2 separate regions of the Mus musculus genome follow, and region 2 is linked to region 1. Evidence: chromatin loops called from intact Hi-C (ENCODE). Cell type or tissue: heart. All regions are shown on one strand.

What was found. Hi-C counts contacts between places; a loop is a spot of excess contacts. Peaks named below come from ENCODE experiments on the same cell type or tissue, not always from the same donor. Only the 100,000 strongest peaks of a DNase experiment are listed, where the experiment ranks them.
Region 2: it touches region 1 in a loop (2.2-fold over the local background); 2 of 42 quality-filtered maps call a loop at or near these places.

The regions. Positions count from the first base shown.
Region 1 is chr1:64,141,323-64,143,822 of GRCm38, forward strand. The region is part of intron 1 of Gm35880 (a long non-coding RNA gene); the gene reads left to right. Among named protein-coding and RNA genes, the nearest start is that of Gm35880, 21 kb to the left of the region's middle. In heart, no CTCF peak of the experiment used is centred here; no DNase peak of the experiment used is centred here.
Region 2 is chr1:64,188,217-64,190,716 of GRCm38, forward strand. The region is part of intron 1 of Gm35880 (a long non-coding RNA gene); the gene reads left to right. Among named protein-coding and RNA genes, the nearest start is that of Gm39654, 67 kb to the right of the region's middle. In heart, no CTCF peak of the experiment used is centred here; a DNase peak (open chromatin) is centred at 1,465.

The sequences.
Region 1 (2,500 bases):
CTGGCCACAAGTGAAGATGCTGAAAATCTCAGTTTGGGGTGTTTGGTTTTGAATGTAAAACACTTAAATAGAGTCAAGGTAGACTCTAAACCCAGTAACAAGCTGAATTTATGAGCTATGGTACAGATGTGCAGTAGGAGTCATCAGTACAAGGGGGTGGCTAAAGGCAACAACCTCCCAGGCATAGAGAGGACTGTGAAGGACAGAACCATTGATATTTAAAGATGCACAGAGTAAGGATGGCTGCATGCAGAAGACAAAAATTTCAACGAGAGAAGTGAGAAATACCATCTAAACCAAAGGAGTTCCAGGAAAAAATCCCTAAGTTACCTCTGAACTCTAGAATTCTCTCATGTCAGTTATACCTATAACAATATTAATTTTACCAAGGTATGGAGACAATTGAAGCACAATAGGGGAAAAAAACCCAAAAAGGTCACAGGGATTTTCTGTAGAATGGATTCATTAAATATCTCATTTTCTTTGCAAACAAACACAAAACTATTGTTTTATTTCACTTCTAATAAGATTGATAGGGTTTTTTTTTCCTCCTCTTCAAATCAAATTTTTGCCCCCCATGTGTTCCTGTGTGTGTGTATGTGTGTGTGTGTGTGTGTGTGTGTGTGAGAGAGAGAGAGAGAGAGAGAGAGAGAGAGAGATGCTGTGTAGGTGTCTGTAGGCACAGGGTATATGCCCATGTATGTACCTGTGGAAGCTGAAGATCAACCTCAACTGCCTCCCACTGTGGTCCCCCATCTGACTTTTGGAGCTAGGGTCCAACCTCAACTGCCTTACCCTATGGTTTCCCCATCTGACTTCTGGAGCCCTCTCTGAACCTGAGCTTCCCATTCAGGCTTCACTGGCTGGCTGTAAGCTCTAGGGTTCCCCCTGTCTCCACTACCCCCACGGGGGTTACAAGGGCACTTGGCTGCACCCAGCTCATACATGGGTGCTGGAGATTTGAACTCAGCTCTTCCTGCCTGTAGAGTGTGTGCTTTATCCATGGAGCCATCCCCTTGCCTTCTCTCTGTTTGTTTTGTCCCTGTATTTCTTCCATTTTTTTCCTGGTCACAAAAAGACTAAGTTGTCTTCTAAAATATAAGTCTCTATTGTCAACTTAGTGCGTTCTTCTCCTACCTCGTGGAGCTACCTCCTCACTGTGTGGTGACATCTATGGTTTAGAGGGTTCCAGATTTCCATACCTCTGTGATATATGACATCATAGAGTACCCCAATTTGTAACAATTTTGTTCAAATTGTGTTTTGGGCTGATTTTTTAAAAAATATTTTGATCACTTATAATTCCAAGAATCAAGCTTTGGGATACAGAAGTCTATGAAGTATGAGTATGAACTACCCATTAATACATTTGATTTTTTTTTTTTTGTCTTTAAGTCTTTAGGTTGGGTCTGTATGACTCAAGAGATTTCTTTTGTTTTATTTAGAGCAATTTTAGCCAATCTATGATCTATTTATCCTGCACCTGGCCAAATACGTTTGCTCTGACCCATTTCTTAGACAGCTGTTTTCTGTTTACTTTCCAGGGAGAAAAGTACTTGGTCAGCCAAAGAAAATACTGCAAGTGCCAGCAAGGGGATCTTGCATGATAACTTAGCAAACCCATTCTGTTTTGACTCTCTTCATTGTATTTCAGAGCATTCAAATTCAAGTCCCTCCAGGTTGGATTGAATGAGGAGGAAAATATTCAAACTTTACATTAACCCATAAATAACACTCTTCCCATGCAAATGAAACCTCCAAATGGGACTAAGACCTGCGCTCCCAACTCTCTTATAGCTATGATTGGAAATCCTAATATACCCAATTTTCTGCTCTCTCTTTCCTTCATTACAGAATTGGCACAGGAAACTCTCCCATCCTTGCTGGAATACAGCCATCTCTGGCACAGAGAGCAACAAACTCTTTAATAACGACACAACAAAGCACTTCACAAAGCCTCACAAAGCCTTGTAAAGACAGTGCTGGTGAAAGAAAGCTACTCTCCAGCGCCATTTCAGCTCTGACTTAGCAGTTGCAGTCAGGGTGGCCAGGGAGCCACCCCCTTAAGGAATGTTACACTTTATGGATTGAAATTATACCTCGCACACGTTCAGATGATGAAAACCTAACTTTCAGAGCCTCAGATGTGACTGTGTTTGGGGACAGGAGGTAACTGAATTAAAATGAGGTCATTAGTATAGACCCTAAACTACTGTGACTCGTGACCTTCTCAGATACAGAGGGAGACTAGAAGAAGAGACAAGGGAAAAGTGATTACATATAAATGAGAGAGATAGAGAGAAAGAGACAGAGAGAGACACACAGAGAGACAGAGAGATACAGAGAGAGACACACAGAGAGACAGAGAGATACACAGAGAGGGAGAGAGAGAGAGAGAGAGAGAGAGAGAATGAGCTCAGAAGAGGCTGATGTTGACAATGCCTTGAACGTGGATTGCAGCTTCTTGAACTATGGGAAAAATTATTTCTGCATTGAAGCC
Region 2 (2,500 bases), 47 kb after region 1:
TTACTGTTACTCACCCTGACAAAGATAAGATTGACCCGACTCTTGACTAAGACATTGATTTTTTTTCCTAGAAATTTTACTGTGGTTTCAGATACTTCCAAAATATCACCCTGTTTCCTTGGCGACCGTCTAAGCTTTATTCCCTATGAACCGACGTGGCATGATTCATCAGTGAACAGCCAGCAGCAGCCACCCGGTTTACAGACTTCCTAAAGATTTCCTGGAAAGAAATTCTTGCCCTGAGCTCTTTCAAAGGCTCTCTGTTTTTGATGTTTCACAGAACATAGCTCAAAGTGATAACAATAATAATAATAATAATAATAATAATAATAATAATTCTGTAACATGTCCATGAGGAACAGCAGTATTGATGGAGATAATGAAATGCAGAAATGAAAACCCCTCAGCAACACTCCCTCACATGTGCCTAAGCTCTGTTCATTAATCTCTGATAATTAGACTTTTTTGCAGAGGTTAACAGCAGTGGCACATGGTAATTAAGGACTCCATCACTACCAAAGGGATTGGAATGCTTCTAGTGTGACACATGTCCGGCTTTCAGTATGTGTTATGTTTGCTTTAAGTATGAATTCCCTATGTAAGAAGTGTATTGTGTGCATGTGTGTGTGCATGTATGTGTGTGTGTGTGTGTGTGTGTGTGTGTGTGTGTGTGTAGAGAGAGAGAGGGAGGGAGGGAGGGAGGAGGGAAGAGAAATCCATGATCTTATATTAACTTCTTCAGTGAAAGTTAACAAAGTATTTTAGTTGTAAACTAAATAAAAGAACGACCTATTGCTTGGATCATCAATTTTTTTTTGGCTTGGCGATGTGACCTTAGCGAGGTTTCAGATGCCCTTTGCCTCAGTTTCTCCATCTGTAAGATGCTGTGGTTATAAACTCTTTAGAGTTTTATAATTTAATAATGATATCCATCAAAATTGCTAGAATTCACTGATGATATACATTATGCCATGTGCTGTTCTGAGCCCATATATGTCCTCAAAACATTTCAGAGCAAAAGGGGTTGAATAGGCTGCCAGTACTACTTAATTCACTTTGAGATATCCAAGTCACTCAAGAACAAACTTCCCCCAAAGGGTAGTTCATTGGACAACATTCTCCTTTTTCTTCTAGAATGAGAAATACTTACACCTCGTAGCATCTTTACTTTGGTAATAGTAACCATTTGGCTTAGGCTGAATATAGCAGTATGAGTCCATCCGTGAAAGAACCCATTAATAGAGACTCACAAGATGAAGAAGATAGCTACTTCATCTCTGAGCTGTTTTGGTTATTGGGCTAAATGAGAGGTACACGGGACCCCCAACCCCGCCAGAGAGATGGTTTATCTTGGCACCCAGCTGTGAGTGCAGTCCAGCAAGGCAGGACTGCCTGGGCTGTGGCAGCAGGAGAGTGAAGCAGCTGGCCACAGGGTAGCTGTGGACAGGAAGCAGACTGCGATGAATGCTGGCACTCAGCACGCTCTCTCCCTCACTTCCTCCTTTTTATTCAGCTCAGCACCCCAGTCCATAAAATGGTACTGACCAAGTTCAGGCTGTATCGCCCGCTCCAGTTAAACCTTCATGGAAATGCCCTCATGGACATGCTCAGAGAGGAGGCTCCTAAGTTAATCTAAGTTAATTGACAATGAAGATGAACTATCTCCTATCCCTTCCTCTCTCCCTTTTTTGCTCTGTAATGTCACAAACTGCATATCTGCATACTTAAAACTGATATTGGTTGGATATTTTTTTCAAGGCAAGGGAGGGAAGAAGGAAGTTTCTAATCCTTAACCCCCCCCCCCCCACACACACACACAAAGTCTGACTTTCAAAGGTCTCAGGTCCTAAGAGGGAGAGAGATTTTGCCTGTATTTTAAGTTTTGTTTTGTTTTGTTTTGTTTTTCCAGACTAAGTCAAAAAGTAAACTGAGCTAGCTGCCTCGCCCCAGGAATGGGGTTTATTTCTATCCAGTGTTTCAGGATCGCCCCCCTGGTGTCTTTAGTCATGCTCTAGCTGAAGCCAAGAGTGAGGGTTTCAGTGGCAAGTAAAAGCCCCTCGCTGGAGCCTGGCAGAGTTTCCATAGCAGCTGGCCCCTCCATTAGCAGTTTCCAACCCCTCTCCCCAGATGAGTGTGAATGGGCAGGCTGGCACTTGCTCCTCCGGATTCTCCTTTTACTTTTATTGGGGGAGGGGGCTTTTAAAAGATTGACACTTCCACAGAAAGAAGAGGAAGAGGCGGAGATGGGAGGGAGGGAGGAAGAGAGAGGGAAAGGAGAGAGAGAGAGAGAGAGAGAGAGAGAGAGAGAGAGAGAGAGAGACACTTGGTTTTGTCCCAGTTCCATTTCCTCCTGATTTCCTTTGTAAAAGCAACCTTCAACTTCTGTATGCTGACACCATTACCTGGAACAGCAATCTGAGCCCATATAGTCTTGCTCTCCTCAAGTGTGGTGAAGACAGAGAGACAGTTATTTGACAATAAGTGACATATTTCTGGCAGG